Linked DNA regions of Mus musculus: region 2 is linked to region 1. Evidence: chromatin loops called from intact Hi-C (ENCODE). Cell type or tissue: left cerebral cortex. All regions are shown on one strand.

The links. Peaks named below come from ENCODE experiments on the same cell type or tissue, not always from the same donor. Only the 100,000 strongest peaks of a DNase experiment are listed, where the experiment ranks them.
Region 2: it touches region 1 in a loop (2.7-fold over the local background); 5 of 42 quality-filtered maps call a loop at or near these places.

What each region holds. Positions count from the first base shown.
Region 1 is chr4:102,085,021-102,093,020 of GRCm38, reverse strand. It overlaps a transcript of Pde4b not described here. Among named protein-coding and RNA genes, the nearest start is that of Gm12789, 100 kb to the right of the region's middle. In left cerebral cortex, a CTCF peak has its summit at 4,654; DNase peaks (open chromatin) are centred at 4,598, 5,033, 5,349, 5,805 and 1 more place; H3K4me3 peaks cover 2,512 bases; H3K27ac peaks cover 1,735 bases.
Region 2 is chr4:102,141,965-102,149,964 of GRCm38, reverse strand. It overlaps a transcript of Pde4b not described here. Among named protein-coding and RNA genes, the nearest start is that of Pde4b, 110 kb to the left of the region's middle. In left cerebral cortex, no CTCF peak of the experiment used is centred here; DNase peaks (open chromatin) are centred at 995 and 4,776; H3K27ac peaks cover 823 bases.

The sequences.
Region 1 (8,000 bases):
ACTGTAAATCCTGGAAATGATGACATAGCCATTCAACAGAGACTCCGAACATTCGGAAGAGGCTGGTAGACTAGCTGATGGCCTCTGGCCACAGGAATGATACAGCAGTAAGATACAGGGGTATAAAGAGTCCTGACCCTAACCTAGCCATAGAAGGCAAGGGACATTTGTCGTTCTTATGTCTAACTAGAGTCCAGCTAAAAACAACAGGTAGCCTTAAAGCACAGACATAGAAATCCTCTCACAACAAGCTCCAGAGCAGGGGATGTTCTTTATTCCTACAGCCTAACACCAACATCTTCCCTCACCTTTGCTGGGGAGGATCCCTCCACCCATCATGTGGCTGCAGTAGAATTCAGCTAAAAGTCCAGATGCGCCACCAGACAAAGCAGACAGATTGGAAGCCATTAGGGATTAGACTGTCACTAAAACTGTTGCCCCACAAAATGGGCCGAGGCCTGCGTGTTAAATACAAAAAGAATAACTACCTGCTGTAATGCAAGATCTAAAGAGGACCTAAAGCCTTCTAAGGTAATAGCAATAAAGGAGGAAACAAGTCTAGTGTGCAGTTACAAACTGAATGGGAAAAAAAGTAACACCATATTTATGTCTCCCACAGAGAAAGGTTGTGCTTTACGGAAACTATGCAGCAAAGTTCCAGTAGATACCACTGCTGGATAAGCAATCCCAGAAGAATTTCAAGTAAGAAGACCATCTGAATGGGGCTTATAAAATAATTCCAGTTGAATTTTAAGAAATAAAGTAAAATGAGAAACCGTAATAAAAGGATAGAAAAATCTAGGAAGAAGCAAGCAGATCTGAACAGATCAAACAGCGTTTCAAACCATGAGGAAAGAAATCAGCTCAAGGAGCAACTTAATCAATAGATAAGACATCAATAAGGACAGGAATACCTACGGATTGCCTCTGAACAGCCGCCCAAAGAGCTTTCAAATATCTCTGTTTAGAAGGTAATACAGAGGTGATAGATATGACAGATGATGAAAAGACAAGGTCCAAGATGAACCTAGTAGAAACTTCACAGGCAGTAATAGAGCAGACGCGGGGTAAAAGAAGCTCAGGCATGCTATGCATTCTTATTAAGAAGTGTGGGAATCTTCTGATTAAATAGGCACTCAAAAGCCCAAGAAGAAACAGTGTAAACCAAACCACAGGCACTCAAAAGCCCAAGAAGAAACAGTATAAACCAAACCACAGGCACTCAAAAGCCCAAGAAGAAACAGTGTAAACCAAACCACAGGCACTCAAAAGCCCAAGAAGAAACAGTATAAACCAAACCACAGGCACTCAAAAGCCCAAGAAGAAACAGTGTAAACCAAAGCACAGGCACTCAAAAGCCCAAGAAGAAACAGTATAAACCAAACCACAGGCACTCAAAAGCCCAAGAAGAAACAGTGTAAACCAAAGCACAGGCACTCAAAAGCCCAAGAAGAAACAGTGTAAACCAAAGCACAGGCACTCAAAAGCCCAAGAAGAAACAGTGTAAACCAAAGCACAGGCACTCAAAAGCCCAAGAAGAAACAGTGTAAACCAAAGCACAGGCACTCAAAAGCCCAAGAAGAAACAGTGTAAACCAAAGCACAGGCACTCAAAAGCCCAAGAAGAAACAAAGTAAACCAAAGCACAGGTGAGCATGCATAGTGAAACAGGAAAGCATCAGGGACAAAGAACAACTCAAACACAGCCCAGGAGCCAACTTAGCAGTAACAGTGGCTGGAAAACTGTGTCCTCGGAATAACGAGGAAAACAATTGTCAATTGGATTCTCCTCCCAGATAGTCTATGATTTAAGCACCAAGATAGGAGATAATTTCAAACGAGCAAAAGAGATTTTTGTCATCTTAAGGAACATAAGACCAAAGGAAGAAGAGAAATAGTACAATAAGCACAGATGATATGACTCAACTTAAGGAAACATTGACTGTAAAAATGGTCAAAAGACCCAATTATATAAAGATGACATGTAGTATAAAAATATAGTAGAACTACTTTGCTAAAGAATTTTGAAATATGAGGGGTAATCAAGATTACCAAGTTATGAGGCCCTAGAAAATAAATGTGTTCATCTACTGTATCTAGTAAGGCAAGATATGAAAGTGTGTATGGTAGTTTATGCCTTTAATCTTAGAGCTTGGGAGTAGAGAAGTAGGAACATCAGGAGTTCAAGGCCACCCTCAGCTACATAGTAAGTTCAAATCCAATCTAAGTTACATGAGACCCTGACTTAAAAAAACAGTCCCCCCTCCCCAAAAAAAGCCAAAACAAAATGACAGTGTCTAAAAATCATTTTTTAAAGTCACTAACAATATAAATATGATATAAAATATTCAAATCAATTTTTAAAAAGAGGACATAGAAACTGTAAACAAAAGTTAGGAAGGAAAGACAAATCATGGAGGGAAGGAAGGAGAATGTCCTTCAGTGCCAGACACCACATCTCATTTCATCTAAAAAGAGCATGCACAAGGGACATTGTGACAGATTAGTTTCCTTGGTGTGTCTTCTCTGACATTAAATTAGTATGCAATTTCCTTAACTATTGCTTTATTATAAACATGCAAGGAAGAATGCAGATCAAAGTTTCTGTGAAAGGTGATGTAAATAAACTGCAATGCAAGGCATACCAGATGTTCCAGAGTTACAAGAATTCCTTAGAGCCTTGCTGATACGGTGATCTTCATAGTCCCACATCCATTGGTTACTAGATATGACTGCTCTAGAAGAGCGTATGTGTGGATGTGGGACAATGGGCTCCTCTACAACCCCATCACTCCCTGAGGTTTGCAGCTACTGAAGGTCTTCTCTTAATAACATTCCCAGGGGCTGAGCCAGCAAGTTCTGCCCAGAGAAGGATTCAACATATCACACTGTCTACCAAACTCCTGCAAGGTTCTTACAATTCGTGCTCAAAGGAATCCAAGTGTCTGATAATCCACAACCCACTCAGAGCGTTCCCCAAATGATGCTGCTTTGGGTTTCTTAGAAAGAGCAATAAGTTTCATGCTGATATTTTTTTTTTTAATTACCAACATCCAAGCCTTTCTAAATCAATACCTGTTTCATTGCTTTCTAGCCAAAACCGGTTAAATAAAGTACTAACAGCAAACCGGAACTCTTTATTCTTCTCCATTTTAAATGTATTGTGAGCCAACACAAAAGTGTCTTTCCCAAATGTAAATGTATGCTAACAGGCCCTGTCATTATTAAATAGTGTCTCTACCTGGACAAACGACCCCAAGAACATAAAACTCTGTATGATATATTTCTTCTTCCTCAATCAAAACCGACACTACTAGGAAAGTAAACAAGCACACTGAAGCAGGTAACCTCTAGAGAAATTTAAAATCATCCATCTTAGCAAAATATGCCAAGCTTGAAATAAACTGAGAAGCCAATCAAATGAGGAAATACAAGTAGACAAGTGGCAAAATGATTCAGCTCACAACTGTATCAGGGAAGTAGAAAGATGATGGATTTGCTTACATCCTGAATGGAACAATCATGCCATCTCAACAACTCAGTGCCTTTAATACTCACCTTTTTGGTAAATTTACAAGCCAGCATTGTTCTGTATAAAAACCAAACAATAATAGAAACTAAAGTAAATAGCTCCTTACATGTCCTACAAGTATTGATTCGAAGAGCTGAAAAGGCCAATTTTACACTGAAAACAGACGTTTATACTAAAGAGATTTCTCCTTCCTGGGATGTCAGAAGATAAATGAGGTGCCCAGAGCCAAAATCACAACTAAATTTGCTTTACCTGAAATGAAATCATTGCCCTTCTTCACCTTCTTGGCAATGCATGTTCACAAAAATTCCAGGTCCTTCCTCCTCAGCTAATACACAAAACCATTGGGATCTCCAAATTGGGAGGGGGGACTTGAAAATTATTGCATAACAAGGGGGGATTGGCAATAGAAAAGGAAATTATGATAGATCATAATTTACTAGAGTAAAACTGGGTGGTCTTTTATTCTTTTAATTACACATTTTTAACTTATTTCTCATGCATTTCTCACAGTATAGCCAGGAACTTGTAGCTGGAAAGTGCTACGCCTAAACGATGCATGTGATTTACAGAACAGCTACATCTCATAAAGATCTAACATAGGAACGCACAGGATGCAGTTCTGTTTAGTAACATCACACGCATGTGATGTAAACCTAATATAATTTTTTAAAGTCAGTCTTGCTTTAAAATCGCCTCCCCAGGCATGCTGTGTCATGCGGAAGATCAGCACCTGATTGAGAGCTAGTCCTCCCCACCTTCTTCTTTATACTTGGTCAGCACGGTGGTTACCTTGGACTCCGATTTTTACGTACAGTACAGTGTAGCACATGGAAGGTGGCGTGTAGGGAAAGAAGGAAACAGAACAGGGAGAGGAGACAGAGCAGAAGAAAAGTAAAGTGAGGGGCAGCGGGGCCTCCTGCTCCCCAGTCCTGGAGCTTCTTAAGGCAACCCAGGCACCAGAGCTTGCCAAAAGTTCTGGGCAGAGCCTTGATTCTGCAGAGGCTTGGGGACCGAGCTACCTAGGTGTGCTGGAGCATCCTGCAGCCGCAGCGGGCAAACTCTGGGCAGTTGGTCCCCAGGCACAGGCAGCTCATTACTGCCCACTTGGGGGCTCCTCTCAGGGAATCCTTCTGCCTAGCCAAGTCCTTAGGCTCGTTCTGCTTCCCAGCTACTGGCCAAGAGGTCTACTGACCGAGCGACAGAGACCGAGGGCACCCAAGGGAAGGGGCCCATGGGAGGACTGGTTCCCAAAGGCGACCTGGACGCGCCTAGGCTGCCATCCCGGCCGCCCAGCTCCAGAAACCGCAGTCGGTGCGGCCACGGTGCGGGGCAGTGCAGAGGGAGGCGAGGCATCCTCAACCTCAAGCTGCGCTCCCGCGCCAGGATGCCCCGTGGGCGAACCTCGGAGATCCGAGTCGAGGCGAGAACCCGAAGCCTGGTCTCAGGATACCGCGGCTACCTAAGCGGGGCCACCAACCCGCGCTGAGAAGCATGGGTGCCTCTCCTACCGCCGGACCCCGGACCGCTACAGACCGATCCCTGAGCCGCTGCTCCCGGAGCCACTCGCTCCAGCACCGCACAGAATCAGGGATCTGGTCGCCCTGACTGGATGCCGCAGCCACGGAGGCCACCACCTGTGAGCCACCGCAGCTAGGGCCTCTGGCCGCTCGCCTTTGGCTCCTTTCCTTTCCCTCCTACCTGGCTGAGCTCCCCGGCACTCCACGCGCGCGACCGCAGGGGACTTTTGCAGAAGATCCCTTACTGCCAGCAGGCGCTCGCCGCAGCCTCCCTCCACCGCGGCTGGAGGATTACGCGCAGCCCTGCGTGCCCATCAGCCGGTGCGGACGATCCCGGGTGGAACCTCAACTCGCCGGCCCCCACCCCCATTCATAATCCCGGCGGCCTTCTGCCACTACACGCCGCTCCCGCCCCCGCGCTCGTTCCCGCTCGCTGGCCCTGGGATGTGTCAGTAGCTCCCTGTTCATCTGCCACCAAGCAGCACCAAGGGTTTCCTCACCTCTTGGCTACAAAAAAGGGGGATGCCCCCCCGGGGGGGGTGGGCGGGTGGAGAGAGCCTGGCTCATCACTCAAAGAGCCGGTGAGAGCACAGTAGCCCAGTGCTCTCCTGTTGCACAAAGGACTCCCTGAGGAATCAGCTCTGTGTTCCTAACCCAAAGGGTCACATCACTGCTGAGGAACTGGTTGAACAACACACCCTGGGAGAGGGTCCCACAACTTAGGAATTTATGTGACGCAGCAGCAGCAACAGGCTCAGGCACCTGGGAACCTGAACTACTGAATCCTCTCTAAAAAAACAGATGGGCGGAGTCCTGCCACTGTGTGTGTGTGTGTGTGTGTGTGTGTGTGTGTGTGTGTGTGTGTGTGTGTGTGTTGTTCCTAGTTGTCCAGTCCTTTCAGTCGGGATGCAAGAGAAGGAAGCTGGGCAAGGACAAGAGGAAGCTAGGGAAGGGGTGATTGTACCTTGAAGTACCAAACTAATTAGATACTAGAAAGACTTTTCATGGATACTTTAGCCTATTCTCAATTCATTCCAATAACCTTCCGGGCATTTTACACGAAGCCCAGAGGTATGGTTAGGGTATTTAGGACACTAATCTGCATCCCAGCAGTTTGTCATCAAATGGAAGAAACAGCCATATAACCCAAAACAGGCAGAATTATGAGCTATGAAACAAGTCACAGTTGTTCAAGTGAAGGCGATTTTCTTTGTGTGGGAAGGAGACAGGGTCAGGGAGTTAAAGTCTTCCTGAACTATGCATACTAAGGGCACATAAAGGCTCACTAAGGAAGTGGCAAATAACTTTCCATATTTTCCCACTGACCCAAACTGTTCAGGACCAGGCTGGCATACCTGCACCATATGGATGGTGAGACACCGTCAGCTCCTGCTGTGCACTGTTTTCTCCAACACCACCTGCCAGGGAACACCTAAATCTCCGTCTGCAGCACTGCCAACTGTCCAGTGGCTGTTCTGCTTTTCCGGCTTTTTGATTTGTATTATATGCCATCCACTGCATCCGTTACCTTGAAATTGAGCCCAAAGTTAATAACACCAAAGCAATGAGCCTCTGGGGGGAAGCCAACAAACCATGCAATGTCATGGTTCTGACACAGTCTCTTTTTCTCTGAACTACAGTGAGAATTAATTAGCAAGACTTATTAAGTATGAAGACATCATTGTCCAAAGACACAGTGGAAGGAAGCCTAAAATGTGATTTAATCTAAGAAAAAAGTAGAACTGAGTTGAGTGCCATGCTCCTCTGGATATTAAAATTTTGAAAGAGTCAATAGTTACTAAATCTTTCAAGGTTATTCCCTCTTCTTCAGAAAAAAAAAAATCAGTCCAAACCATTCTTGTTGCAAAGAAAAAAATATTAAGTAGACTATAATCTGATAGTGACATCACATATCTATACAATTTTCCTGCCTCTTCCTGGAATTTATATACTCTAACAGAAAATGAAGAAATATTTAAATACAATTTTTGTGAAAGGTATACGCATTTTACTCATAAATGCTGAAGAATTTGCAAAGGTTGGTACGAGCGGTTGTATTTGGCCAGAAGTTGCAGGAAAAGTCCTGAGGAGAGGCAGCATGAACTAACCAACGGGACAGCAGAAGATTCGAGCAAAAACAGCCATGGTGCCAAGAAAGGAAGGACGAAATGCAAAAACTGTCTCTCAAATGCTGGATTCAATTCAGAAGTAAGATAAAAAGGAAGGAAGGAAGGAAGGAAGGAAGGAAGGAAGGAAGGAAGGAAGGAAGGAAGGAAGGAAGAGGGATGCAGACAGGGGTGCTTGGTTTCCAAGGAACATAGGAAAGTCCCCAAGGAAACATCAAAACTTACCAATGGGTAACTAAGAAGTGTTCCACAGAGGTGATACAATTCTGACTGGCTTTTATAGGAGCAGGAATATTAAATGGAGAGGAGGATAGGAAAGCAGGCTGAAGGAGAGAATGTGGGAAGGGACAACTAATATGAAAGGCCTTTGAAAAGCCATATGGGAGTCCACTACTGTGGAGCTTGAAAGAGGGTGCGTGGTTGGGGTGGGGGTATAACGTTTGAATGGAATCACCATATGATAGAGTAAACAATTCCCCCAACAACACATCTTATACCAACAAGCAAAACCTGAAAAGAATGAATTCTAGCTTGTTGAGTCATTGACCAAAGAGGTCCCCTAGATGCCCCTCCTCAAACACAAAGATAACAAGATAACATAGGCTATTTCTCTCCAAATGATAACTCTGTAACCTGGTGGTAAGGCCCTATTGATAAAGACACAACTTACTATGTCATCAAAAATAGGGAAATAGAGCTGGTGCCTAACTAGAAGCTCCAGTCGTTCTGAGGAGTGCTCTCGGTGCTAGAAGGTACGTTACACACTACTAGAGGGAGAAAAGAACCATCATTTTTACCTAACTACGAGTCCTGCTATCTACAA
Region 2 (8,000 bases), 57 kb before region 1:
CCTCTGTTAGACCTAGTGGGGAAACCCCCACCCAATTCCCGATTCAGCGTGCACCCAAAAAATCATGAAGGACCATCTCTTGATGTAATTACATGAGGACGTTTAATGACGGAGCTCCGGACCGACATGCACCCCACACAGGAGATAATGGATTTCGGCCCCGAGGCTCGAAAGCTAGGGCTTTTTACGGGGTAAAGGGCTTAGGGGTGTGGAATTCAGCATAGTGACACACTATTGACTTATTTAAACATTAACAGAAAGACTACATATTAGCAAAAGGGCATCAGGACTTTGTTCCTGTGGGCTGGGGGCTTATCTTGTTCACATAGCAACCAGTTGATGTATGACTTTACCTGGCGTCAAGGGGCAGTAGACAGAGGGGAGGTTCCGGCCAGGTGGTGTTGACCCAGACAAGATAGCCCTGCTTGTACAATCAAGCTGTTCTTAGGAATGTCTTAACAACAGCCCTGTCTGTTCTGCTTTGTTCTCCGCTGTGGCTCATAGACAACTCTTTTACATGAATCACAAGATACAAAATCTCATTTTCTTTCACCTTAAGTTGGCATTTAAGTATTTTACATATTTTTCACATTTCAAAGGAATAATTAAGGAAAGTCTGTGGCTATTGCCAAAATAGCTACATTGTACAATATAGTTGATTTTAGAAGATGAAGGCTTTAAATTGGCTATTTAAGAGTAGATATCATGACCCTAACTTTACATACTCTAATGTGAACCCAACAACTGCCAGTTTAAAAAGTCGGAGTTTTTAAGATTCCACAGTGATGCTCGATTCCTGAAATCCCAGCTCTGTGCCTGGCACCGTAGGACATGATCATGTTCACCCACCCCTGCACTGTTGGGGAATGTAGGCAGAGGTACTTGTCAGACTTGGAAGGAAGGGAAGGGAGCATGAGCTGGGTTCCCAGAGGAACCCAGGAACAGCAACAAAGTGGGAGGCAGCAGTGAGAGACAGGGACATCCTGACAGGAACCTCTGTGTTCTCCAACAGCGCAAGGGTGGAAATGACTCCCCTTCTTAGGTGCCCACACACTTTGCAGATCTGCAATCCAGAGCCCAGTTTCCTTTTTGGGATCTCATTTCCATGTTCCTCTTGGTAGAAGAGCCCTAAAGAAGCAAGGGCTCTTGTTTGCCTTGCCAGCACGCTCTGTGCACCGCAGTTGTCTCATTAAGTATCTTTGCATATGCATGAAGAGGTGGGCCCAATGCTAGTTCCCTGGGTCTTACTCAAAGCATTGAACCTCAAAAGAGTTCCATTGCCTTACCTGTAATAGTGAGAAAGATGACAGCATCTACACTTCTTCCTCACAAGGATGTAGTGCAAATTGCATGAGGTGATGCACATGAAAGAATCCCTTTTACCCCAAACATGCACACAATGTCTCCCTTAAACCTTTCTATATGCCTCAACTATATTGAATGCACTGTGTTGAGCACAGTAGCTAATTAAAGTGAAGGAAATTCCCCATTAATCAACATCGTCATTTGTTCCTCTTTAAAGCATGGTGGCTCTCCATAGCTGCTCTTCTTTACTAGACATCAAACCAACATATCCACCTATGTTGTGCAGTGGTTGAGAGCTGGGGGTCATGCCGCTGCCAACAACTGACTGTTAATAGAGCTTTGATCTGAGTGCTAAGTATGCTAAATGTCTGGGGCATTAAACCTTCTCCTTGTTTCCTTCCCACTTTCCAGTTGCTCAGGTCAGGGGCGCACTGACCCTACGGAGCATTAAGGCTCTTCATGTTAAGCATTATACATTATTTGGAGACAGAATCTGTCTCCTCACTGGAACTCATATGTTCTTATTAATTATTCAGTTATCCCACAAGTAATTTTATTACTTAGAAATGTGGCCATTTCCTTTTCTGAGGATGATTTCAAAATCCTCAATAATTTGGTAAGTAGTCATGTATGAAGGATTTTTTTAAATCACATATTTTGAAATATAGCTACATTTGATAGGCATAAAACTGGAAGAAAACTGAGTTTAACAAGCACAAAGAAAGAATTAGATAGCAGCCTGTATATACATGATTTTAAAAAAAAAACCTACAAAATTGTACATGAATCCAAAACAGTAGCATTAGGAGAACCATTTTTCACTTTAACGACTCTTTTTATTTAAAAAGCTTGTTCTCATCTTGCTTTTAGTACAATGCTCACATTTTCACAAAAGACTCATAGACTTCACAAAAGACTGCATAAGGAAAAAAAAAGCCTATTGTGTTCAGGAGTGAAAAGTCACATTCAAAGCTTAGGCAAATTGATTAGTATATTAAACAGCCGTCTAGAGGAAGGACTTCAGATGTTGCATTTCCTGGCAAGCATTATGACAAGGTTTCTATTGGTACGCATCATAAGATTGTCACCAGTTCTGCCAGGCTGACACATACAATGAAGAAGCAAAAAGCAGAGGAGGGGACGCCTGTGCCACCTAGGCTCAGACAATCATTTAGGCAAATTTAAAGTCTTCCTTTCCTACCTCGTAACTACTCAGAAATAAAAGTAGGATAGACATTCTAATGGACTTGGTACCAGGAATTGTGCTAAGCATCATGTGTCTATCTTAACAATAATTTGTGGAATGACTTTCCTTTCTTTCTTTTTGGTTCTGTTTTGTGTTGTTGTTGTTGTTGTTTTGTTTTGTTTTTGTTTTGTTTTTTGTTTTTTTGATATAGAGTCTCATGTAGTTCCAGCTGGCTTAGAACTCACTGTGTAGCTGAGCTGATTATAAACTCCTAATGTTCCTGCCTCTACAGCAAACTACTAGGATTACAGAGGCATAAGCTACCTATTTATTATTATTATTACTATTATTTATTTCATAATGGAGAAAACAGAAGCTTTGAGATTAAAGAACCTCACACAGATCCCAAGCAAAGCCAGTAAGGCGTGCATCAAATGCTAACTAGAACTTATATCCCTGTCTACCATGCTGCACACTGACAGTTAAATGAACAGGCCACTCAGTATGAGTACAAGATGGGCCTTGTCTCACCAGATCCTAAATAGGAAGGTCTGTATCTTAATTCCTACAAGCGGTGGTACAGAACTTCAGGTCCAGGACAAATCCTGAACTCAGTAGCTAAAATATTTAAGGTTCTGGCTTAGAAAGCACCCTAATAGCCAAGCTTCCATCTTGTTGAAAGCAAATCTACACCTTGAACCTCAGTTCTTCTGGATAGACCCCATCACCATTCCCTATTCTTTGGTTGAAATACTCTCCCTAAGATCTCAGTGTTGCTCACACCCAGTGCTCCTTGCTGCCCTTGAACATCAGCCTTACAGGATGCTCCCTCCTCTGATGCAGCATCTCTCATTTGGTGCCCAATAGCTTTCTTACACCTGTTTCTACTTATGTATCTGACTTTTAAGCCATTACAATTCCTAATAGCCAGGCATTCCTAAGTCATACCATGTTGATTCATTCCTAATTAAATAAGCATAGAGTAAGAACTTGTCTTATTGCTAATAATAAATATGTCTATCTAATTTAATATATATGTTAAGCTATATTCCCCTTCTATTACTATAAATTTAAGTATTGGTCATATGAAATATGAATTCATATATTGCAAATATTTGAAATATTTGTTGATTTTACTGTCAGTCTTTAGTACAGAGGTCTTAACCGGTGGGTCATGAACCCCATTGGAGTTAAATGACTCTTTCACAGGGGTTCCCTAAGACCAAAGGAAAGCACAGATATTTCGCACTATGATTTATAACAATAACAAAATTATAGTTATGAAGTAGCATCAAAAATAATTTTATGGATGGAGGTCACCACAGCATGAGGAACTGTATTAAAGGGTAGCAGCATTAGGAAGGTTGAGAACCACTGCTTTGCTAGGACTGTCTTCTAAACAGCCAAAGAAAAGTGTATTGATTTGTTTGGTTTTTGTTTCACTGTTAAGAATCAAACATGAATTATAATCTCTGAATAATTCCAATATGTAAATTAATTTTAGCCATTTCTAATGCTTACATTGAAGTGTTTTGCTTTGTTGTTTTTCTTTTTGAGAAATGTTTGATAAAGGCAGGTAATGGGTGCATCTATTCCAGTATTCTGGTGACTAATATTTGAAATAAATCAATATTATAAAGCATAAATACCATCCCTGAAACCATAAAAATGGGATTTTTTAAGTTACCTATTAATAAGCATGCAGAAACCATACTTAGCCTCTCAGAAAAATGGTGGGTACAATTTTCATCAGTGAAAAGTAATAAAAGATACTGAAACCCATAAGAACAGATGACTATCAGTGGCTCATGAATTAGTTGTTTGTTGTATTCTCTTGTACGTCTAGACTTTTAAATTTGAGAAATACTAGTAAGGAAGTGGAGGGTATTAATAGGCTTCTTGGGTGACCTACTGTGTGCTCACTAAGCAATACAAGGTGCTACTCGGACTATTCAGGACATGATTTGAGGATAAAATATCATCTAAGAGGATGAATATATTAGATATGGAGAAATGGCATGGAGAGGCAAATGTCTCATACATCTCTTGGCCTTACTCTGGAGTTTATTCAGCTTCCAGAAGAATATACATGCATACTGAGTCCTTCTTAGAAAATAATTCTCTCCCTTTCTCATAAAAAATTCCTTGGTTGTTTTAAACTTAGCAATATACTGCAAAGCCTGGGGAGTTTGCACTGAACGTGAAAATATCTAGTCTAAAATCAGCAATGGGACATATGTAAGCTGTCTAATTATTTCTCATACCCTTCCTTCCCACGACCATGTTCTTCTTTCTACCACCTGTGGTGAAAGCAGGTGAGCTCATGCTGAAACCACCAATGGCTGAGACTGCTGTGAGGAGAGCCTTTCAGGAGCTGATGGGGGAAGGAGGATTGCTAGCTGCAGATTAACATGCCAGGCGTATGATATAAAACCTACATTTTTGAATGTTTGATAAAGGCAGGTAATAGGTGCATCTACTCCAGTATTCTGGTGACTAATATTTGAAATAAATCAATATTATAAAGCATAAATACCATCCCTGAAACCATAAAAATGGGATTTTTTTAAGTTACCTATTAATAAACATGCAGAAACCATACTTAGCCTCTCAGAAAAATGGTGGGTACAATTTTCATCAGTGAAAAGTAATAAAAGATACTGAAACCCATAAGAACAGATGACTATCAGTGGCTCATGAATTAGTTGTTTGTTGTATTCTCTTGTACGTCTAGACTTTTAAATTGCATACAGAACCCACAGAAACAGGTATGTGCATGAGCACAGCACTTACATGTACATGAACGTACCTGTTTCTCATTCTTAAAAAAATCTGCAACAAATATTAGTTCAAAATCCCTGAAATTTAAATGTGTTTATTGAGGAACAGGCAATAAAATTAAGAGTTATCTTCCTTTTTATAAATATATAATCAAAGATACATACATAATTTCATCCAAAACAACACATTTGAGGTACAAACTTTCCCCCACAGACTTTCCTCAGCTGGAAAGTGGCTTTGCCACACTATTTTTCTAAGCCTCCAAACAGTGTAGCCACGCCTGCCATCCCTGCTCCTAAATTTCTGAGCACACAGCCCCTGCTAAGAACCAAGCGAGCTTTTCTATCTGGACCTGAGTTACAAATGTCTGGCCATGCTACATCTCACCCAGAGCCGGATGGTCGAGTCTCCTCCCACACTGTGTCCTCGCTGGCTTGACACGTGAGACTCAATGCCTTCTAGAGCCTCTGTCACACAGTAGGAACTTAATAAGTCTTCATTCAGTGAGAGAAACTGAATGCTCTACTACATGGGAGAGACAGAAGAATTAAAATTAAACGCTAACCCACCTGTTTGTCATGCTCTGAAGCTCAAACTAATCCTCACAGGGTATGTGAAACACTATCATGAAAATCTCCATTCTTTGTGTAATCTTTGTCTGTCCATACTGTTTTACAGACTCTTACCAGAACATAGTAGGATTCTCAGGCACTGTTAGGAATGGGAGTTGGGGATATCTATATTTGATAGGAGGCAACACAAGATTTTTAGAAAGAAGGAATGAACTTGAGCCAAAGAAAGCCCAAGAAACCATCTGGAAATATAAGAATTACAAAGCTCTACCAAGCACAGGTTACTAAAGGCAAATTTGGCAATGAGAAGAAACAAGAACTTAAAAAAACAAACAAACAAAAGATATTATTAATTTTATTAATAAATTATTATTGTTGCTGTTATTGTTGTAGTAAAGATAGGAGTAAGAACCATGTCTTACATATTTTCCTTCTTAGCCCTAGGACACAGCTTGATTCTGACATTTGGTATTTATTCTTTGAGTGTTCATTAAGTGACTCTCAAGCAACTAATATAAGACACAGTGGAGTTTTCAATATCAGAGTCAGTGAAGAAACAAAAGGATTTTTACAGAAAACAGATAACAAGACAAAGAATGCAAACACACCTATTCACATTATGTCTCGGAAACTAATAGGTGCATGTTGCTTGCCAGATAGGTATCTGCCTTTCTCTAATATGACTTTGCTTAAGCAAACAAAGTGGCCATTCATAAACAGTTAAAGCGGGTAAAGGCATTGTCACCAAATATTAATAGTAATAGTTCTTTAACATAAGTAAATCACAGATGAGAGTTATCATATAGTCGACTACATCCAAAGCATCTTACAATGTGAGACATAGGGAAAAGCTAGCAACGTAGATATGCTACTAGTCTTAGGACAAAAAGTCAAAGCTGAAAACGGCTGAAATCCGTCTGCCTTCACCAAGAAGTTTGGATGCTCCAGCTATTCCAAGGCCAAAAGTCAGGCATTCTCAGAAGAGGTGGAGATGCTCTGGTTTATAATTAGCTAGGGTCTTGTGGTGGTGGTGGGGGCTCCTATCTGTTAGACAGACCTTTATAACCACAAGAGTCAAAATGTATTCCAAGGTGGAAAAGAAATGACTTTGCACGTGCCTGCTGTTGTGGATTGGCAAAAATCCTAAATATGTGCACAGAGTTGGGGTGACTTTTCCTACATGCCTAGGTTTTCACAGTCTTATCTGGCAATTTTCTTTGCTTCATACTGTGAAAGCACTGCCTCTTACAATCAATAACCCACCTTGTGGTCCTTACAGTCTTATCTAAATATCCTTCTGTGCTCTTAGTATGTTTAAAAGTTTTATTATGAAACTTTAAACACATCAGATACTGGAAAGATCAATTGTGGTATTTCCATCACTTAGCTTCAAATCATCATTAAAACTTGGGCTATAGAGATGGGTCAGTGGGTAATGGGAAAACCTGAAGATTTGATTTCATATCCCTGGAACCTACTTAACTGCTGGTTGGGTGAGGTGGCCCATCAGTCATTTCAGCACTCAGAAGGCAGAGAGGGTGGTGCTGAGAACAAGGTGGGTAGCTAGACTAGCTGAGTGATCAAGCTCTGGCTTTACTGACAGAGGCTGCATCAATGTAGAAGATGTGAAACAATTGAAGGAGACTCTCAACATACCAACATCAACCTAGAGCTTCCATACCCATGCAAACACACACACACGTACACTTGCATCTGAAAATATACAAACATGAATACATACATGTATATACACCACACAGAGAGAGAGACACACACAGACAAAAGAAGATTAAATATGCTCTATAAAACTCTCCACAGTTCCATGCAAACTTAGGAGATAACATTTGCCAAAGGTAAGCATCCTTATATGAAAGAAAAGTTATCTTCTCCCCAGATTTCATGGAGAAGAAATGGACATTGTTACAGAAGGAGTATTGAGTAACAGAAGAGAAGCCATATTAGGCAAAGATAAAGACATGCACAAAATCCGTTGTGGATTACTAAGTAAGGCTAGCAGCATCATAATGTGTAGATGAATGTCATAGCGAGACCCGAATGTATGCTGGCTTTCCTGGAGGATGCTGCTCTCTTCTTCTTGAACAGGTAACTCTGTATTTCTGAGAGATCACAGTTACAACCCCATGATGGCAGCAGCA